2 separate regions of the Mus musculus genome follow, and region 1 is linked to region 2. The links are chromatin contacts, found by Hi-C or POLR2A ChIA-PET in ENCODE. All regions are on one chromosome and are shown on one strand. The core of a region is the stretch at or near the end of the contact, and the rest is flanking DNA. Distances in the headings are between cores, read along the strand shown. Region 1 holds the start of Klc4 (kinesin light chain 4). Region 2 overlaps Ptk7 (PTK7 protein tyrosine kinase 7).

Region 1 (7,056 bases), core at 1,021-3,520, 36 kb before region 2:
CTTCTCCTCAAACGGTTCTGGTGCCTTTTCCTTTTCTGGCCGGAACCGTAGAAAGTCAATCATGCGATAATTCTGTTTGTGGCCTCCACCGATACCATGCACTCGGATGCGGCCTAGGATCAAGACAGTTCAGGCATGTGATTCAGGTTAGAATAACTCTCAGCCTAGATTGGACAGTAGTACTCCCTCACTATTATATCACAAACAGAAAAACGACAAAGGGTTGGTGGTATAGCAGTACAGAGCTTGCCTTGTGAGCGCTGAGGTCCCAGGTTCGAGCCACAGTATGTGGGTGAACAGAGGCCAGGGCTTCCTTGCAAAAGTAGTGGGGTAACACTTATATGGCTCAATAAAAATATGATTATTAAAACTGTACTGGAAGGGATATACACTGGACTCCCATCATTAAACCATTATAATGTTGGTCCCTTGCATTGAGCAGGTTTTCTGTTTCTCTGTGGTCTCTTCTTCAGCTTCAGTCATGACCCACACGGTGAGATGCACCTCAATGACATCTTACAAGCTATAGTGCACTGCTATATAGACATCCAGGATGCTAATGCAGTCGGGCAGTGGTGGCACACGCCTTTAATCCCAGCACTCAGGAGGCAGAGGCAGGCAGATTTCTGAGTTTGAGGCCAGCCTGGTCTACAGAGTGAGCTCCAGGACAGCCAGGGCTACACAGAGAAACCCTGTCTCAAAAAACAAAACAAAACAAAAAACAAACAAAAAAAAAAAACCCCAGGAGCCTAACACACTTTCCTCCTGAATGCTCCAGGCCCTTTTCCCACCTGTATGGTCTCGACCCCCAGACTTCCTCATCTTCACTGGTTTAACTGTGTACTTGGTACGACTCTTCCAGGACACAAACTTGGCACTGCGGTCCGCAGACATATGCACTGGGCGGTAAGAGGGCGACACCAAGGCAGGGGGCAGCTGAAGGAGGACATTGCTCTGTATCTAGGGATTAAAGGAAATATTCTCTTTTAGAGAACCAAGCAAGAAAGCACCTAGACTAAGTTTAGCTTCCCAGAAACATCTCAGAACGCTGCCCCCTAATCTCCAACCTTCACAAATACCAGTGTAATGTGTTTATCCAGTTACTTGGTAATCACTTGGTAAACCTCTGATATAATTCTCCAAGGAAATGGTCTCCCTTTCATCATCTTCTAAATCCTTTCAAGTTCTTGCCTGGAAACCTTTCCTTCCCTGAAGAATTCACTTCTCCAGAGCTGGTAAACTCCACACACCTATCACCACCATCAGCAGTGGTGCCTTTTGCCCAATGCACGGTTTGAGGAATTTTCGAGTATGAATGGAAATGATTATTTTGCTTTTCCACTGGCTGTAGACTAAGTGTTTGGTTTAGCTTGAATTATAAAATATACATTCGCTAAATTCTGCCATGCTCAGCCTGAGAAATGCAGAGAAGCAAGATCAGTAATTTCTTTTCTTTTCTTTCTTTCTTTCTTTTGTGTGTGTGTGTGATTCACCATTGCCCACTACAGACCCACTGTTCGACAGTCCCTAATATCAGCAATAACCCAGTCGTACATTAAAACAGTTAAGAGCACTGGTTCTAGGAGGTAGAGGAAGCGCATAGAATGAGCGAGGCTCTAGGTTTAATCTGCAGTAGCAGGGCAAGTTGCGAAGCCCGTCTGTCTAGCCCCAGAAGGTGTAAGACTGCTGACCAGGTTTCTCATCCCCAAAATGTGCATAAGAACTCTCAGGAGGTCGGTTAATTCAGTCCTCTTCTCTGCCTGGTTTACGGCTGGCACCTTAATGTTACTTCTGCAACCTGTTTAGTAAAGGCTTGCAAAAGCACTTGGAAGCCCGTATCTGAGATCGGGATTGACGGAGAACGAAGGTCACGTGATCTCGCCTAGCCTTGCGGGATCCCGGACAGCCCAGGCGGAAAGAACCAATCCTAGTTCCCAGGTAAGCGGATTACCTGGGCAGCAGGGAGCAGAGTCGGAACCCGGGCGGTAATGGCCGCGGATGCCAGGCTCAAAGAGCGCAGAGCACTCGTCAGCGCACACAGCGCCATGGGCCGGCCGGGCTCCTCCGCGCCGTGCTCGCTTTTACCTTCATCCAGAGCCTGGCGCTCTGGGATGACGTTCCGGTCCCGGTCCCGTCGCTTTCCAATGACGCGAGAGAGGCGGGCACAGAACGGCAGCGCCGCAGGATACACGCTTTCTTGCCTCTCCAAAGAACAAGTTCTCAGCCAATCATCGGGGGGGGGGGTTGCTCGGGTCACGTGACGGGCGGCAGTCCCCGCCCCTTGGAGCCGTCAAAACAATTGCCTCGAGCGGCAGCCATGATAAATTTAAAGGGGCAGCACCCACGGAGGCGGTAGCCGGACCGGCAGACTGCAGGTGAGTCTTTGGGAGTACCCCTGGGGCTGAGAATTAAGATTACACTGACTCTTATTCCCACATTCCGGGACAAATGAATAAGTCCCTTCCTACTAACCTCAGAAAACTTTAGACTGACTCAAAAACTCCGCCCCCCCGCGATTCTTCCCCGCCCCTCGGCGTCCAGACAGTGGGATAACCTGCCCCGCCCCCTATGGGAACCCCTGACTGTGACCTCGAGCTGGTCTGATGTCGGGTCCCGGGCAGCAACTCTGTTCTCACTCACTCTGCCCTTCCTCTCCCCTCAGCCTTTGGCGATCTTACTCTGTCCTCACCCTCGGCCCTCGGGGCGAGGCAGGAACCTTAGACACTCCTGAACTGTGGGCCCTCAGGCTTCGGTAGCCTGCGCTCGGAGCCTTGCTCCGTGACCCCACTGTGCTCAGCAGATCTGCTATGCATCCCTGAACCATCCGGCACTTGCGAGACATTTTAAGGCGCCTGTTAGGTGATTATGTCAGACAAAGCTATGGAAGGAGGCGATTGCCGTAATCCTGTTGGGAATCCTAACCGGGTCTCCCTTCTCAGGGACACCACACCCCTTGCTGCAGGTCTCCTTATCGGGAGAAAGTAACTGCACCGAGCTGGAATGAGGAGAGTGACTTAAGGAAGAAGGGACATTAGTACAAGTCTTTGAAGAACCTGTAGGCTGGAGGAGGGAGGGTGTTTGTCCTGGGTGGGGCTCCGTGCCAGGTCCTCTGAGAGGCTGTGAGGTGGTGACAGAGAAGGGGTGGGACTGCCGGACTTCTGGACTTTGGGCAGTACAAAGCCTTCTAAATCCTTAGTTTCAGGTCAGAGTTTCTTCCGGGCTCTGGCCTGGGAGCCGCCTGAAGCCAAGAGCTTCTGCTCTGTAAGCAGGTAAGGAGACTTCAGGGATGAGTTTGGAGGAAGTAGGAAGACCGGCTGAATTCGGGGGGGGGGGGGGGGAGTGAGGCCAGAAGGTGGTTTGGAAGGAGATCAGCAGGTTGGGAGGTGCTGGGCTTAGTGCCTTTGCTGATGCAGCCTGAAGACCTTGAACCTTCCAGAGCCTTGTCATGACGGCTGCTGTTTCCTGTACTCCCACATCCCTAACCTTGGGTCCTTCCCCTTTATTGGGACACTGCTTTCTGCACAGCTCTCCCACAAGTCCTCTGTGATTCTTACAATGCTTCAGATCCCCTGCTTCCTTTCCCTAACCTATGCTCTGTCTCCAATTGCCAAGTCCTGAATTCCTCTAGCTCCAAGCCTGCCCGATTGTCCTACAGATCTCTATCCAGGTTAATTCCTCTCCCTCACCTTAGTTTTATGGTCAGTGCCGTGGAACTCCTCCTCTTTCATCAGCTTAGCCATGGGGTCGGCCATACTCTTTTCCCTTTGCGGGATGCCCACCAATCTCTAGTAGTATGTCTTTTCTCTGCCCCACCTGAACTCTGTGGTTTCTCTTTAGCCTAGGATGTCAGGCTTGGTGTTGGGGCAGCGGGATGAGCCTGCAGGGCACCGGCTCAGTCAAGAGGAGATCTTGGGCAGCACCAAGGTGGTGAGCCAAGGGCTGGAGGCCCTACACAGTGAACATCAGGCAGTGCTGCAGAGCCTGTCCCACACCATTGAGTGTCTGCAACAGGGAGGCCATGAGGAAGGACTGGTCCATGAGAAGGCCCGGCAGCTGCGGCGGTCTATGGAGAACATCGAGCTGGGGCTGAGCGAGGCCCAGGTAAGAATAAGGGGGGATGCCAAGTGTTCCAGTGACATGATGCAAGTTTGGGGGTCTCCTTGTCCTAGAAACTTGGATTTGTTGATTCGTTAAATGTTCATTAAGTGACTACTGTGTGTCAACTCTTCTGCATGCTGGTGGTGCAGTATAGAACACCACAGCACAGTTCTTCTCGGAGCTGATATTATAGCTGGGAGAGTCAGCTAGAGCTCAGGTAAATATGTAAATGATTTACTGGGCCAGAGTGATCATTGCTAAGGACAGAACAAAGACAAAGAAAGAAGGGAAGGGGCTGGAGGGATGGCTGAGGGGTTAAGAGCTATGTGCTCTTCTAGAGGTCCTGAGTTCAAGTCCCAGCAATGGTGGCTCACAACCATGTAATGGGATCTGATGCCCTCTTCTGGTGTGTCTGAAGAGTGACAGTGTACTCATATGCATCAAATAAAGACATAAAGCTTTAAGAAAGGAGGGAAGTAGGAAGAGGATACAGAGCTGTCATAAAATCCCTCACTTAAAAGGTGATGTTTGAGCAGAGAGGGTGAGGATGCGCACCATGGGATTGATGGTCCAGCAGGCAGCACAGGCACACAGGCCTTGCTTGGAGCCTGGCTCATAGGTTTAGTGATTTGCAGAGCTGCTGTGGGTTCCTGCAGGGTGCAAAGTGAGTGAGGGCACAATGTAGATAACTCAGGAGGAGGAGGGATGCCATGGGAGACATCTACAGAGAGTGTGGAGCTGGGAGGCTGTCCTCAGGTTGAGAGAGCTGTTGGGATGTCTGAGGAGTGATGGGATTCGGCCTGGATCATCTGCTCTCTGGATGAGAGTAGAACTAGAGACTAAGGGCAGAGACCAGGGAGGCCTGGAGCAGGCTGCTGCTGTCTGAGTGGGAACTGGAAGATTGGCGTCTAATGGGCGGGGTGACAGCTGGGGTTAGAGTATCCATTTAATTCCATTCATTCATTTATAGATTTATTCATTTATGTTATGTATGTGAGTACACTATTGCTGTCTTTGGACACAGAAGAAGAGGGCATCAGATCCCATTACAGATGGTTGTGAGCCACCATGTGGTTGCTGAGAATTGAATTCTGGAAGAGCAGTCAGTGCTCAGAACCTCTGAGCAGTCTCTCCAGCCTGAGTATCTCTCTTTCTTAACTCCATTCATTTTTTTTTGTGTATGTGTTTTGTCTGCATCTATGTCTATATACTCCCCGTAATCCTGGTATGTGTAGAGGCCAGAAGAGGCCATTGGATCCCCTGGGACTGCAGTTACAGGTGGTTGTGAGCCAACATGTTGGTGCCAGGAATTGAACCCAGGCCCTCAGGAAGAGCAACCAGTGCTCTTAATCACTGAGACATCTCTCCAGCCCAGTATTTCTCAACCTGTGGGTTGTAACCCTTGGGAGGTCAAATGACCCTTTCACAAGGGTCACCTATCAGACATGCTGTATATCAGATATTTACATTACGATTCATAACATAGCAATATTAGTTATGAAATAGCAATGAAATAATTTTATGCCTGGGGGTTAGCCACAACTCGAGGAACTGCATTAAAGGGCCACAGCATTAGGAAGGTTGAGAGCCACTGCTCCAGCCTCGGAGCATCTGTTTATGATACGTCTCTTTTTTGGTTGTTGGTTTTCAAGACAGGGTTTCTCTTTGTAGCCAAGGCTTTCCTGGAACTCACTTTGTAGACGAGGCTGGCCTCGAACTCAGAAATCCACCTGCCTCTGCCTCCCGAGTGCTGGGATTAAAGGTGTGTGCCACCATGTTCGGCTTATGATACATCTCTTGCCACTCACTGCCGCTTGTTGCTTCCTCTCTGTCATCTTCCGGAAGGCCACCTGTCCCCTGAATGCTCTTATCCAAAAGCCTGGAGCTCATATGATGTTCCCACCTAGGTGATGCTGGCGCTGGCTAGCCACCTGAGCACAGTGGAGTCTGAGAAGCAGAAGCTGCGAGCCCAAGTGCGGCGGCTATGCCAGGAGAATCAGTGGCTCCGGGATGAGCTGGCGGGCACTCAGCAGCGCCTGCAGCGCAGCGAGCAGGCTGTGGCTCAGCTAGAGGAAGAGAAGAAGCACCTGGAGTTCCTGCGGCAGCTGCGGCAGTATGATGAGGACGGCCACGGCATGGTGAGCATGTGAGAGTGGGCCGAAAGCTCTCGTTCTCAGTTACCAGGATGTGTGGCAAAGACAAACGGTCAGACAGCTGGAACCCAGAATCCTAAGGGCTACAGTCAGGGAGAGCACAGCCCACTTAGGGAGGAGACTCCCTTACGGTCTTCTCTCAGTGAGCTGGTGCTTATGTATCCCTGTGCCTGTGCCGAGTGAGTGCAGAGAGGAGGAAAAGTGCCTGCCTTCTCAGGTCTGTGCAGAACTGGGCTCACACACAAGGACATGGATGTGACTAGACAAAGCAGCAAGCACACAGTGTGGATGTGGCTCCGTCAGATAGAGGAGCCACATAGATAGGTCCCTGAGGACTGGCATGGTCAGAAGGGTTCAGAGAGGAGGTGGGGTACAGAGTTGGGAGGTAGTTATAACCATGTGTTCATTTTTTTTTTTAAAGATTTGTTTATTACTATACATAAGTACACTGTAGCTGTCTTCAGACACACCAGAAGAGGGCGTCAGATCCCATTACAGGTGGTTGTGAGCCACCATGTGGTTGCTGGGATTTGAACTCAGGACCTTCTAAGGAAGAACAGTCAGTGCTCTTACCCACTGAGCCATCTCACCGTGTTCATTTAAGTGGGGTAGAAGTTGTGCTGGGCTGGGCGTGGTGGCGCATGCCTCTAATCCCAGCACTTGAGAGGCAGAGGCAGGCAGATTTCTGAGTTCGAGGCCAGTCTGGTCTACAGAGTAAGTAAGTTCCAGGACAATCAGGGCTACACAGAGAAACCCTGTCTTGAAACCACCCCCGCCCCCAAAAAAGAAGAAGTTGTGCTGGATT
Region 2 (6,637 bases), core at 3,719-6,218:
AGGCGGCTCAGCAATTAAGAGCATTTGTTGCTCTTCTGTTCTGGTTCTGTTCCCACTACCCACAGGGAGCTTACAGCCATCCCAGGGGGTCTTACACTCCCTTCTGACTTCAGTGTGTGCCAGGTATGCTTGTGGTGCACACATACCCACAAAACACTCATAATTACAGAATAATAGAATAAATAAATCTAATGAAATAAAGTCTCAGCCGGGCGGTGGTGGCGCACGCCTTTAATCCCAGCACTCGGGAGTCAGAGGCAGGCGGATTTCTGAGTTCGAGGCCAGCCTGGTCTACAAAGTGAGTTCCAGGACAGCCAGGGCTATACAGAGAAACCCTGTCTCGGAAAAAAAAAAAAACCAAATAAATAAAGAAAAAAAGAAAGAAAGTCCCCAGGAGGTGGATTGAATCAGCAGTTGCAGAAAACTAACACTGAAGGCCCCGGGATTTACTTAACTTTATTTTATGTGTTTGAACCGTTTGCTGGGGTGGTGCCTTGAAGAGGCTAAGAGGGAGTGAGATTCCCCTCAAACTGAACTTGCAGATAATTATGGGCTGTCATGCAGGAGCTCAGAATTGAACCTGGGTCTTCCGTAAGAGCAGCAAGTGTTCTTAACCACTGAACAATCTCTCTAACTACCACCCACCCACTTAAAAGACAAGGTCACAGTTGTCTCAGGCTGGCCTGGCTGAGTGTAGCCAAAGATGGCCTAGAACCCTGATCTTCCTGCTTTGAACTTCCTAATTCTGGGATTATATTTCGTGCACCACCCTACCTGGTTAATACAGTGCTGGAGATGGAAGCCAGAGTTTCATGCATGCTAGGCAAACCCTCTACCTACTGAGCTCCGTTTTCAGCCCTGTGTGGGCCTTTAGTTGTCCTAAGCTGCCTAGTTGCCTGTTCTGGGTCTAGCAGTCCTGATGCCTCCTTTGCACAGTGACTAGGAGAGGCCTGGAGGACTTGGGTGGACCTCTGTGGATCTCCTGCCAGCTGCTGGCATCATGGGTGAAGACAGGGGCAGCCGGAGCCACAGTAGCTGCTCCGGGCCAGCCAATACCTCAGCCCTAGAGAGAGGTGTTGATCAGGCTGACGGGACAAGAAATCCCTCTGAGCCCAAGTTGGAAGTAAATTACTCTGGAGTCCGCTCTTAAGGCTCCTGACAAATTGCTTCTAGTTTCTGCTGCCAAAAGAGACCATTGGAAACAAGGTGTAAATTGAGTTATTTACACTGTCTGGTGCTGTTGTTTCCACGAAAGATCCAAGTGGGCTTTTCAGGATCCCTGTTGCTGCTCTCTTAGGTCCCTGGAATCTGCTGGACTTCAGTGGGGGTGGGCACATCTCTGGGGAAGTGCCCTTGAATACAGGGTGTGTGCTGACCATACAGGTCTTTGAGGTGCCTCGGGCCAGCCCCTTTCTCTGATCAAAGAAATACCTTTTGTCCCCTCCATCCCCCACTCTTTACACTTTCCCTCTACCCCAGAGCAGAGTCATAAAGAGACTGATGTTAGGGTCTGCACCTGGTCCCAGGGAGGGCGGGTGGGCCTTTCCTGCCTTCTGTTCCCACTGTGCCCGGGCTAGCCTGGGCACACAAAGTTCTGTGGGACCATCTGCCTGGGCTGTAAGCTGCTGAAGGCAAGCCACACAAAACTGGATTTCACTGCAGGCTAAGTGTTTTGGTTGCTGTATCATTTGCATTCATTAAAAGTAGCGGGGGTGGGGTGGGGGTGGGGAGGGGGGGTTGAGTGATATTTAGGGCAGCAGGACAGGTTTGTTGGAGCCACGGATATTGTTGAAGTTGCTGCTGTGGGGCCTCATTAAGAATTCTCGGGGCCTTAGAGAGGGTGGGAGCAGCTCATTCAAGCTTACTTAACTTCTGACTGCCTTGGGCATAGGCCAGCTACTAAAATATGAAAAATGTTTGCCCAGCAGCCTCCAGAGCGTGGCCAGACTGCCCTGGCCAAAGAAAACATACCCTTACAATTCATTATTTAGCCTCCTCCTGTGTGATTGCTAGAAGTCCTTCCTCCCTGGGGACCTTCCTAAGTTGGGGGGCACAGCATGGGGAGAAGACAGGAAGGTTCCTACACACTTTGGAGGGGAAGTTAAGTCGTTAGGGAGCTCTGCCTGCACTGCACCCCTCTTTCTTGACTCCCTTCTCCAGTTTATTTTATGGGTTTCCTGCTGGCGGACTTTGGGGTGTTCTGAGGGTTTCCTGATTTGTTTTATTTTTTAATGTGTGTGGATGTTTTGCCTGCATGCATATCCGTGTGACGTGCCTGGTGCCTGAGGAGACCACAGTATGGGTGCTGGGAATGGAAACCCCGGTTCCCAGTGCCCTTAAATGCTGAGCCCACTCTCCAGCCCCCCACCCCCATTGTGAACACCACCATTCGTTACCAAGTCTCATGTTGCCTTTGTCCTTGGGCCTGTCCATTGCTCCCAGGATTCCTGACTCCAGGATTTCTGTCAGAGGCTATGAACCTATCCCACTCAAGGCTTTTGTGTGTGCACACCTGTGAGCATGCCTGTAGGTGTGTGTAGCTCTCATGTTTTTTACTGACTCGTGAATCAATACTGTCCCAGTGGGCTTGTCTACATCACACAGGCTCTGTGTATGCAAACTGGAGGGGGGGGGGAGAGTTCAAGTGTGGGTCACTGCCAGGGAGCCCAGGTGATTTATCACCTCCAAACATTTCCACCTCCTGTACTAGTAATCAAGAAACAGCAGCCAACATGAACCCAGCTCGGTCCAGGTAACTGGTGATGTGGTGGCCGGGTGCCTGTCCCCGCTCTCACTCCATCTCTGAGGGCATGTTTGGTCTCTCTTTGGCATCAGTTAGCTGGACCTGTACTGCTTCCATCCCGTCAGGTGTGTGTCCCTTTCTGTTGTCCCCACGCTGATAAGCCCAGTGTTCTGGGGGCAGTCTTGGCTTTGGTTCCCCGTAAGTCCAGAGGGGCCCATGCTTGCTCACGTTGGATTCCCAAGACCAGAATTCCCACCCTAGAAAGGTTTGGCTTTGTAGAATTCCATGTCTTCGTGTGTCACATGAAGATGACAGTTCCCCTTGTCCGTTCTCACACTCAGGCCCAGCCAGGTGGTTTTCAGAGAGACTCTTCAGGTGTGTTACGGCTGACCGTGGAATGTGAGTTACAAGAGACCCACTTCCTGGGGGTCCCCTCTCCTTGGCCGTGTGTCTTGGGAGACCCCACAGTCCAGCAGGGGTCACTTACTATTAATGTCCCCTTGATTTTCTTCACGACTGTCCAGTCCTACTTCCTGGATGTGGCTTGGCTCATGCCATGGTTTGGGTATGTTTGGCCCATTGGGAGTGGCACCATTAGGAGTGTGGCCTTGTTGGAATGGGCGTGGCCTTGTTGGAGGAAGTGTGTCACTGTGCAGGTGGGCTTTGTGGGCTCCTAGTGCTCAAGCTCAATGCAGTGCAGGAGAGAGCCTCCTCCTGGCTGCCTTCGGATCCGTATGTAGAATTCTTGTGTCCTCCAGCACCATGTCTGCGTGCATGCCGCCATGTTTTCTGCCATAATGACTAAACCTCTGAAACTGTAAGCCAGCCTCTGTTAAATGGTTTCATTTATGAGAGTTACCTTGATCATGGTGTCTCTTCACAGCAATGAAACCCTAACTAAGACAGCTCTCGTCACTGCTTCTTTGGAATTCTGCTGGAGAAAGGAAGTAAGCTATTTAAAAAGCTGGGCCGATGAGATGGCTCAGTGGACAAAGAGGCTTGCTGCCAAAGCTGATGACCTGGGTTTGATCCCCAGGACCTCTATGGTGGAAGGCAAGAACTAACTCGTGCAAGTTGTCTCCTGGCCTCCACACACTATTTAACAATCAGAACAGAGAGCTGACAAGATGGCTCAGCAGAGCACATGCTGCCCTTCCAGGGGGCCCAAGTTCAGTTCCAAGCATCAAAACACCCAGGCCTCACTCTCCCCATCTAGCGCGCGCGCGCACGCACACACACACACACACACACACACACACACACACCCCAACTCCTTAACCAGCCATCACAGGATAATAAATAGGATAGGGCTAGGAAATGCAGCAGAGGCCAGCAGAAGCTCAGTGGGGTATGCACCCTCAGCCCAGCACACTGAAAACAACTATTCATGATTCCCTGTGGATCCATCATGGCTGTGCTAAGAGATGGGAGCACGTGATGGAAGTCTGTGGAAATCAGTCTCACCCTCTTCTTTCCAGGTTTGAAACCATCTAAGAGGGTGGGAGGTGGGACTCGGGGCGGACGTGGGACTAGACAGATGGAGATCTGAGAACGTGATTCAGTAATGATCAAAGCAAGGCTGAGTAGTGAAGGTTGAACCTGAAGAGGACCTGGATCCAGTTCCCAGCTCACGATACTCATCCAGGGGATCCAACGTATGCTTCTGACCTTTAAGGGCACTGTGCACACTGGTGCACAGGTAGACACTAATCTACATAAAATAGAATAAATAAATCTAAAAATAAAACTTATTAAATATGCACTGACTACAGCCAGGCAGGACCTGGCCACTCCCCACATTGGGGGAGGAAAGTCAAATCTGTTCCTGCTTGCCCCAGGGACTTGTGGAGGAGGTGGCGTGGTTCTTTGGTAATTCTTCCTTCCTGGAGCCAAGTAGGAGCTGTGAGGGTGTTGACCTTTGTTGGTCCTAGACACCTTGGGTGAAATGGGCGGGGCGGGGGGGGTAAGGGGGGAATGGGGAACAGCTCATCCTGCTGGCATCTGTCCTGCCTTCCCTGGTCGCTCTCTTCCTTCCGTAGAAGAGCCTTCCAGATTTCCACAGCAGCCTCTTGAAGGGATCGAAATGGGACCCTGTTTGAGTACAGCCAAGGGACTAAGCAGACCCCCTGTTTTCCAGGCCAGACCCTGCTGCTTTTATTCCATCTTCAGAGGCTGTGTAAAGCCGGAGGGCAGAAAGCTTCCTGTCCACTTCACCATTGTGTGTCCCGGCATGAGAACAGTGCCCTGCTCCTGGCGGGGCTGAGTACCCATCAGAGTGGGGCGTGTTCATACACGCCTGTAGCCCAGCGGACAGGAAGCTGAGGCGGGGCGTCCACAGCTGAGCCCAGCCCATTTTCCTTTGCTTTATTTCTGAGCTACTTTTCCAGCCCCCAACACAATATGTTGTCCTAACCCTGGTACCGGTGAATGTGATTTGGTTTAGAGTTAATTTGGCTTTTGCTGAGGTGGGCAGCTAACCCTCAGTAGTGGTTTCCAGACAGCCTTGGGGATTGTAGAAGAGGTACGGTATTAGACAACACTCAGCACTTCCATGGGAGAGCCTGCCGCTCTCCTCAATGTCGGAGAGTTTAGCTTTTTTTGTCCGGCTGGGAAAGGCAGACTTCTGTGGTGGCGGTTTGTTTTTTAACCGGGGACACCCAGAGCAAGGTAACTGTACATCTGCTGCCTTACCACCACCACCACCACCACCACCACCCCCAGCCCCACAGCAATATGGCTAACAGCCTCTCAGAGCTTTCTGCTCTCATCTCATTTACTCACTCATTCACTTCTGGCTTTCCTTCCTTTGTTTTTTGTTTTGTTTTGTTTTTTGTTTTTGAGACAGGGTTTCTCTTTATAGCCCTGGCTGTCCTGGAACTCACTTTGTAGACCAGGCTGGCCTCGAACTCAGAAATCCACCTGCCTCTGCCTCCCGAGTGCTGGGATTAAAGGCGTGTGCCATCACGCTTCCTTCCTTTTCTTTCCTTCCTTTCCTTCCTTTCTTTTCTTCCCTTTTCTTTTCTTTTCTTTTCTTTTCTTTTTTTTTTGGTTTTGTTTTTTTGTTTGTTTGTTTTGTTTTGTTTTGTTTTTGTTTTTTTGAGACAGGGTTTCTCTGTAACCCTGGCTATCCTGGAACTCACTCTGTAGACCAGGCTGGCCTCAAACTCAGAAAGGCATGCACCACCACTACCTGGCTTCTTTATTTTATTTTATTTTTTTTAAGATTTATTATTATATGTAAGTACACTGAAGCTGTCTTCAGACACTCCAGAAGAGGGAGTCAGATCTCATTACAGATGGTTGTGAGCCACCATGTGGTTGCTGGGATTTGAACTTGGTACCTTCAGAAGGGTTTCAAAACAGGGTTTCTCTGTGTAGCCCTGGCTGTCCTGGAAATCATACTGTAGACCAAGCTGGCCTAGAACTCACAGAGATCCAAGGGCTGGGATTAAAGGCATGTGCCACCGTTGCCCAGTGTCCTCTGGCTTGTATTTTATGTTTGGTGTTCAGCAGGGCTTGGCTGTGGATTCTGTTTCTAGTCCTCTGGCTTCTGGCTTCCTACTTTCCATGCATCCTTCTTTCATAACTCCATAAAACCCTTCTAGTCTCCCCACCTCATCTCTATAACCCTTCCATCTGACTTAGAGGCTTCTCTGAAGAATTCTCTGTACTCTCCTGTCACAAGCGACAGAGTAGGCAAGGCTAGTAGTCACAGGAAGCCTTACCCTGCAGCCAGATGTGACCTGAAGTTTGACTTCGGCATTTTGTCTCTTACCAGCTTCCGTAAGTAGCCTTGCTTCTGTGCCTCAGTTACCACATCTGCACGATGGGGATTGTGGCATGCCTTCCACTGGGCGGGCATGAGCCTTAACAAGACAGTATGGTTAACATGCT

The links. A loop is a pair of places that touch in the nucleus more often than their neighbours do. ChIA-PET counts read pairs that join two places held with the same protein, here RNA polymerase II (POLR2A).
Region 1: POLR2A ChIA-PET joins it to region 2 with 12 read pairs in Patski. The contact joins the promoter of Klc4 here to the enhancer-like site in region 2. A Hi-C loop is called at or near these places in 9 of 37 maps with a recorded cell type or tissue (adrenal gland, heart, left cerebral cortex and 1 more). POLR2A ChIA-PET finds 5 or more read pairs at or near these places in 4 of 5 experiments (Patski and embryonic stem cell).

What each region holds. Positions count from the first base shown.
Region 1 is chr17:46,641,294-46,648,349 of GRCm38, reverse strand. Klc4 (kinesin light chain 4) reads left to right here and starts at 2,270. Exons shown (of 16, transcript NM_001357130.1): 1 at 2,270-2,375; 2 at 3,838-4,101; 3 at 6,006-6,236. The coding sequence starts at 3,844. It overlaps Mrpl2 (mitochondrial ribosomal protein L2), which reads right to left and starts at 2,121. Exons shown (of 7, transcript NM_025302.4): 1 at 1,952-2,121; 2 at 792-960; 3 at 1-113. The coding sequence starts at 2,047.
Region 2 is chr17:46,608,287-46,614,923 of GRCm38, reverse strand. The region is part of intron 1 of Ptk7 (PTK7 protein tyrosine kinase 7); the gene reads left to right. Among named protein-coding and RNA genes, the nearest start is that of Ptk7, 18 kb to the left of the region's middle. Within about 2 kb of position 4,968, at least 1 of the 3 ENCODE cell types and tissues checked has a DNase peak (open chromatin) inside an H3K27ac peak, as active enhancers do; it is heart, where a contact is called at or near this core.